Regions from separate parts of the Homo sapiens genome. Here region 2 is linked to region 1. Evidence: chromatin contacts called from ENCODE Hi-C or POLR2A ChIA-PET data. All regions are on one chromosome and are shown on one strand. Each heading gives the region's core, a stretch centred on a gene start or an enhancer-like site at or near the end of the contact. The rest is flanking DNA. Distances are from core to core; before and after follow the strand shown. Region 1 overlaps HIVEP3 (HIVEP zinc finger 3). Region 2 holds the start of HIVEP3 (HIVEP zinc finger 3).

Region 1 (3,766 bases), core at 625-3,124:
TCTGAAAATAGAACGTGAATCGATGCCCCCGACTTGCTGCCGCAAAGTGTGGCAAAGCCCAAGGAGCCCGCGCCGCCTCTGCCCCTGCATGGCCCCAGACGGCTGGGGGTTTCCGGGCAGCCTGGAGTAGGATTTCAACATCTCAAGCTGGAGGTCACGTGCACAGAGCAGCCGGTGGCAAACGGGGAACTCCAGGAAGCCAGGCTGTTTCAGAGAAGTACTTGGAGCTGGGGGGCATTTAGGCAGGAGCCGAGTGAGGTCAGAGGGTCGGTGGCAGCCGTAGGCCTAACTTGCCAGAGAGGGAGGCCCAGTCTCAGTGGGTCACTCCTTCCAGGAGCAGAGGAACAGCGTGACAGCCCAGTGGCGGCCAAGTGACCGCCCACAGAGCACTGGGCACCCACAACTCTCTTTGCAGATGGGAACACCGAGACTCAGGGAGGGTGAGTAATGTGCCCCCAGGAGTTACCCAGCTCAGCAGAGAAAAAATTGGGGTTGCCCCCACCCCCTCTGCCTCTCTTGGAAGGAAGTCTTGGCTTCCTCAGGCGCTCCTTCCACTCCACCCACTGTACCCACCCACCTAACATCTACCAAGCATGTCTCAACCCCAGACTCCCAGTATCATCTTGTCTGCTTCCAGATAACCCTGTAAGACAGGCAGGGTAATCATGCCCACTTCACAGATGAGAAAAACTGAGGCTCTCAGAGACCATGTGACTTGTTTAAGGCAGAGGCTCAAGTCCAGGCTGTCTGGCCCACCTCCCCAGTGTGCTTCAGAAGAGAGCACTAGTAACAGCACAGTGGCCATGACATTCCTACATGACAGCATCTCAGCATTTCCAAAGTGTTTTCACTGCCACCCTAGCACCCAGCCACAAACAGCCCTTTCCTACCCACAACCACGGCATAACCAGGAAGTTGTCTATCCCCATTTTAGAGATGAGAAAATGGGATGAGAGGGTTGAAGTAACTTGCCCAAAGTCACACAGCTAAGAAGTGGCAGATCCAGGACTCAAACCTAAGTCCTCCAGGTCTCCCCATACTCAACCTACCCATCCACATTGCTGGCCAGTGGACGGGATGAAGATGTGGGCGCTGGCAATGGTGTGGCCACTGCCTCCCCGGCCACCACCAATGCTCTGGGCCCTAAGGCCCTGCACCCCTTTTCTCTGATGACCACTCAGTCTCCAAGGCCATCCTGAAAGCAGCTTATTGCAAGACCTGCTGGAGGCTGGGCAGCCAGAGAGTGGATGAGTTAATGTAGGTGGGACAGGACACCCCTGGCTTCTCTGCCGCTCTTCTATTGCCTATACACAGCTGCACCATGCAAACCTGGTGTGATTGGGCGAGGAGGGAACAGACACTGGGAAGCCCAAAGGTTCTGGAATGACATTGCCTGCTTTTCTCTCCAGTGCTGTCAGGGCAAGCCCATGACAGCAGTTTTGGGTGCAAAGAGTGGGGAAGAAGGTAAAAACTGCCATATACAGAGAGGCTGGCTCTGGGGCATGTGTCCTTCATATTTATTCTACAAACGTTTAATAAACACCCACCACTACACAGGCCCTGGCTAGGAGCTCTCACACTTCCTCCTTCACTCATCCTGACAACCAACGTGTGGGGGGACCCCACTCTGTGCCCCACCACCATGGCAGACAGGCAAGCAAAATGGGAACAGGAGCACTGCACAAGGAGTCTGCAGTCATGGGTACCAGCCCTGGCTCTACCATTCATCCACAGATGTGTGACCCAAGCAACCCCCTGCCCTCAGTGGGCAGAAGCATGGCTGGGGAGGACAGCCAGGCCTATACGAGGCAGGGAGGAACAGGGACAGCTGGCAGGGGGTGGGGGCTCAGTTTCCTGTGTCTGGCCAGAGGCTGGTGCTTTTCTGTCCTCTCATCAGACCTACCCAGAGACGGTAGGGCAGGAAGAGAACGATTTCCTGGACTCCTACCATGTGCCAGCCCTGGCCAAACATTTTCACATGTGGTATCTTGTCTAATTTCTGTAACATCCAAGTGAGGCAAAAACAGGCTCAGAGAAGGGAAATGACTTGCCCCAGATCACACAGCTAGAGCAGGGAGGAACTGCAAGAGGATAGAAACACAGATCTGTTTGCTTTCAAAAAAGGAGGGGAAGCTTCCCCTTCCTTTTTCTTCTCCCGGGTCCCCTAGCACCTTTGTCTTCCTCCTCCGCTTAGCTAGAATGTGTTAGCACTGGAGGAGCAATGGAACCAAGAGGCAGGTGTGGAGGAACTCATCTGCTTCCCACCTTTGCATTCTCCTAGCAGGGCCGGGGTCCCAAGCTGTCTTTCCATGGTGGGAGTGGGAGGTGCTCTCCTGCGGAGTCCTGACCCATCCCCACTCTCCCACCCACCCTATCTCAGTGACTAATGGGCCGTGCCGCTGACTAAGCTGCCCTCGCAGGGTGCACAGTGGAAACAAACCCAGGTTCCTTCCTCTCTAATCCTCACCCCCATCCTTGGCCTGGGGTCTCTAGCCAGGCCCTGTGTTACACAGAGAGGTAGCCCATGATACAGGTGAGTCACGCTGAGGCTGCAGCCACCTGGATCTGCTGCCTAAAGAAGTGCTGCCCTATCCATCTGATTTCCCATGGGGCGTCGGGATGAGAAGGGGCTGTGGAAACGAACAGCCTGAATTTTCATTTCTGGCTCAACCACTGATTGTGTGACCTTGTGTCTGCTGCTTCACCTATTGGAGCAGCCTAAACATCCCGATTTGTCAAACACAGGGCTGTTTTGAAAACTAGAAGCCATCCTATCTGTAGGATGCCAGAAACATAGTAGGTACTCAGCAAATCTGAGCTTTTCCCTTCAACTGTCTAAGATAGACTGAGGGCTGAAGGCCAAGGCATTTGTTTACATTGATTGTCCAATGAAATGAAATGTTTTCCTATTCCTGACTTGATTTGTGGCAAGATAATGCTTTTTAGAATTGATTCTGACTTGTAGTTTAGCCCTGAATTCTACACCATTGTGAATTGGACCCTGAATATATCCAGCCTCTACAGCCAGAAGTTCGAGGTGGGGCTGGTACCAAATCTTATCCACCCAACCATCTGTCCATCCATCCATCCACCCATCCACCTGTCCATCCATACGCTCATCTTTTCTTCCATTCTGCCATCTATCTGTCCAACCGTCTATCCATCCATCTGTCCATTATTCCATCCACCCATCCTTTCATTCATCCACTCATCCACTCAATGATTGAATCCCCAGCATATGCCAGCCACAGCAAGGGCTCCAAACAAAAAAGAGCTTCAACAGCTTCCGCATACTCTGCTGCTGTTGACTCAGACACACATCACAGGCAGCTAATAATTACTTTTCCATTGGTCGGATGTGGAGAGGAAGAGCACTGCCTCCCTCCCAGCATCTGGCTTGCTCGACATTGCCTTTCTCTGTTCCACATGCAAGTCTCCCAGTGACTATCTTTCTCGTGAATACTTATTCCTTGATGAACAGGGTATTCCCCATAAGAGCAGAGGTTTTCACTAAGGTACATATCCCTAATGTGCACATGTATATACTGCCTGCCTCATAGTTCTAATGGGGATTTAGGGCCTGTGTGGGGCTTGCAGTTGATTGTACTGTGTCTATCTGCCCACTGGGTCAGCATAAGGCTTTACACACAGGACACACTTCCCACTTTAGCTTCTCTCCCTCTGTCGCATCATCTTGATCCATTTTCACCATCACTCCCCTCACTGTCTAGAATTTGCAGTCTGTGTTGGTTTGAGAATCTGTGTA
Region 2 (3,590 bases), core at 921-3,420, 180 kb after region 1:
CAGGAACTCCTCCCTACACTGGCTGCTCAGCAGGACCATGAAGAACAGCTGGGACCTGGCCTATTACCTTGGCTTCAGGATTCATTTTCTGCCTGGAATTGGGAAACTGGAGGCCCTGCAGGGGTCCTTCTCCTGGGTCCAACTGTCTCCAGGGTGCAAGAGGGGTGAAATTACCAAATGAAAGTTCAGATAAGCAATTACTGGCTGAAAGAGACACAGGAGGGTCTTCAGATCAACACTGACCCAGAGCTAATACCACACTGTCCTCAGAGGGACACACGATCACTGACCTGTATTCTTCACATTTAAGTTGCTAGAATTATTCCTCCTTGCCCCCACTCTCTCCCTGCCCCCAGCATACACATAATTACATAAAGACGTCTTAAACAACTGTAGCACCCAACTTCTTCAGTCTGGGGGAGAGCCAGGAGATGGTGGGGAGCTGTTTGGGCACACGTCTGATCATTACATAATCACACAAACATGGGCTGGAGAACACTGCCATGCAGATCAGTTCAGCAAACACCTCATTCTCCCTCTTTCCTCTTCCCTCCCCCCGTAACACCCAAAATGCACACCAGAGTTAACAAAACCGAAGCACTCCAGGTAGCCAGTGGGCACCTGGCTGCTGTGGTTACAATGCCAAGGGCTACCAGAAACGTCAGCGTATACCAGAAAGAGGGCCAGGGTGCTGCTCACCCAGCGACCAGATCTGCAGACCCTCTTCCTGCAACCACTGCCCCCGAAGTTCAAGGAAGGGCCTAGCCACAGAAATATTCCTGACCTGCAACAGAAACCAAACCAGCTACGTTAAAGGAAACCAATGCCGAGCCTCCAAGTTCCTCTGCACCACTGCCACACTCAGGAGTCCTCAGCAGCCTGGACAATATCATTAGGGACCATTCGGCACCATCAGTGTTTCCATTTAAAAGATAGTAAAATGTGGGGCATAACTTGGAGGGGACACTCTCTCTGCTAGCAGGGAGGCAAGAATCCCCTATAGAATAGGAGTTTGGTTTGGGTTTGGTTGGGTCAGGTTGGGGGTTGGGAAATGATTTTGCTTTAGGAATATTTTCAGGGGGCTAGGATTAAGGGGGAAAAAGAAAGCTATCCCCTCTGTCTCAGCAGCCAGCATCATACGAATCTCACTCTCAACCAAGCAGGCTACTGCAGTCCGCCTAAACAATCCGGAGCAGCAGCCAAGGCAGCACAAGAAAACGCCGGTGCCACGGAACGCGATGCCTAAGCCCCCCAGCCGAGGCTCCTATGGAGCCGGCCGCCAGTGCGCGGGTGCAGAGCCCAGCAGAGCCTGCTGCAAGCAGCGCTGGAGCGCACGGCGCGCATAGGGTTACAGCCCCGCCGCCGCCGCCGCCGCCGCCGCCTGTGATTGACGCGCGGGGGTCACTTGAGGCTCGCGCCGCTCCCCAGCACCAGGCCGAGCAGCGCGCTCAGCCCACCGGGGGCACTGGCCGCCACGCGCAGCCCACCCGGCCGGCCCCTGCGTCTCGGCAGCCGGACACCTTGCCTAAGAAAGGCATACACAAAATGGAATCGCAGCTCGCTATTCTGCTTCGCGGTGCGGCCTCAGGCAAAAACACAATCACAAGGTAAAATACAGCGCAAGGAATCCATCCGCCGAATAAAAACCCAGAGTCCCCTACCTTCGGCCTTGGGATGGCAAACTGGTCCTGTGTTCTCTGACCCACGGATCCAGCCCCTTCTTCATGAATTATTCCGGCCAGGCAGGATTTTGTGCATTTTTTTCATGAACACCTGTTTCAAGTAAGGGGTAAAGACCTTATTGAAAGAATTGTCCTTAAAAAATAACCTGTGCATACGTATGTCCATCCAGGCATGCATGCGTGTTTGTATACACACATATGCACACGGAATAGCCATGTACATTGAAGCACCAAACTAGGCAGCTGGATAATGGGAGAGTCGGCTGGTTGTGAGCATGCTCGCGCCGGGAACAGATCCACCCTCTGTTATTCCTCTGAATAAATATAAATCACGATCAGAAACCCAAACAGAAGCATCCCTCTTGAATTCGTGCTGCTGAAAAACACGGAATAAATTCAGCCTGCAGACACAGAATCTAATCAGCAGCTGTTTTCTGAATCCAGAGCCAACCCATGCCTCGCTTGTCTTTTCCACTAGGAGTCCAGACCTTTTTTGAAAGGGGGTTTAACCTTTTAAAGACACAGTACACCAATTATCACTTCGGAATAGCTGTCACTCCCAGCGCAGGAAGCCAGTCCCATGCCTAAAGGCACAGTAGGCTTGCACACAGTGATAAGGATTTCATTTATTGGTGCTTTTTAAAAAACAACATATATGTATAATATATGTGCATATATATGCACATATATATGCACACATATTATATATATATACGTGGAGAGAAAAAATGCAAATGCAAGTCATAAATATTTATTGCACTGATGAGCTTCTCAGTACTAATTGGCACGTTATGTAAACACTATGATCCTTCACTTCTGAACACCCATGTTCACGGGTCAGACGAGACAGGGCACTCTTGTCAGCAAGCGTGTCACACCTCACCAGCCTCTGGCTGCAGATCAGGGGCCGGGGAGCCTCAACAGTGCCTGAAGGGAGTGGGGTCTCTGCACCTGAGAGCTCAACACGGGCACTCCTTGCCCTGCCCTGCCTTGCTCTGCAGTCTCAGGGTCCATGTCCACAAATCAAAGAATAGTTCTGGCACTATTTCTAAAGTCGAACATAATCCAGAGCCACATCGCATTCCAAGACATACTTTCTTTCAACCAGAATCAGGAATCAGAACTACCACCTGAACCTTAGTTAGAGTCTTTACGATTCAGACTTAGGCCCTTCTTCAAGATTTTGTTATTGAGTTCTGTTGTTTTGTTTTTCACTTTTCTTTTAAGGGTCAGCATGGAGGTATGGAGGTAGAAAAACAGGGTAGGGGGAGAGACAACCTCCAGCCTAAATTTTTTTGAAAAAAATTATTCTTCGAGTACTTCAGCCACCCAGATGGTGTTTACTGCAGTTTTGTTCTGGCTTTTAAAGAGGTAGCGCTGAGAAGAAACAAGAGTCCTAACCTTGCTCACGTGTGTTAAGAAGGCAAATGTCTTTGACAGTTTCTTTTTCACCCCAGCCCCAGAGCTCCAGCATGGCGCTGTCTGCTCCTCCGCTGGTTCCCGCCTAAGAGCAGCGGCAGTGGCTCACCTCGGGAGCTACAGGGGCGCTCCTACAGCCGCTCCAGCATCACAGCCCATTCCCTCCCTTGCCTAGTCCTGCCAGGCAAACCGTGAAAACAAGTGCACTGTCACCCTCCCACCTCATCACAGGCGCTCCTGTGTGGACCCCTCCCAGCGACACACACACACTCTCTTCCTTCCCCTCTTCCAGGGCCCTTTGGCAGAAAATTATCATATTTCATGTGTCATCGCCCAAGCAAGCTGGGTCCATCACTGATTGGCTGGGCCCTGGCAGCCGGAAATGTCACCAGCCACACAGCGTGGAGCTGGCTCTCCCGCGGCCACCACAGACCTGAGCCCAGGAGGCTCTGTGACAAGGCACAGACCTACCACAGAGAGCCTGTCACT

Evidence for each region. A loop is a pair of places that touch in the nucleus more often than their neighbours do. ChIA-PET counts read pairs that join two places held with the same protein, here RNA polymerase II (POLR2A). Pooled maps may share reads with other maps.
Region 2: a pooled map shows a loop between it and region 1 (3-fold over the local background). The contact joins the promoter of HIVEP3 here to the enhancer-like site in region 1. A Hi-C loop is called at or near these places in 11 of 50 pooled maps. POLR2A ChIA-PET finds 5 or more read pairs at or near these places in 6 of 52 experiments (CD4-positive, alpha-beta T cell, CD8-positive, alpha-beta memory T cell, WTC11 and 3 more).

The regions. Positions count from the first base shown.
Region 1 is chr1:41,739,082-41,742,847 of GRCh38, forward strand. The region is part of intron 1 of HIVEP3 (HIVEP zinc finger 3); the gene reads right to left. Among named protein-coding and RNA genes, the nearest start is that of HIVEP3, 180 kb to the right of the region's middle. RefSeq lists enhancers at 1-78, 109-328. Within about 2 kb of position 1,875, at least 17 of the 41 ENCODE cell types and tissues checked have a DNase peak (open chromatin) inside an H3K27ac peak, as active enhancers do.
Region 2 is chr1:41,916,752-41,920,341 of GRCh38, forward strand. HIVEP3 (HIVEP zinc finger 3) reads right to left here and starts at 2,171. Exons shown (of 9, transcript NM_024503.5): 1 at 1,662-2,171. RefSeq lists silencers at 1,107-1,401, 1,453-1,502.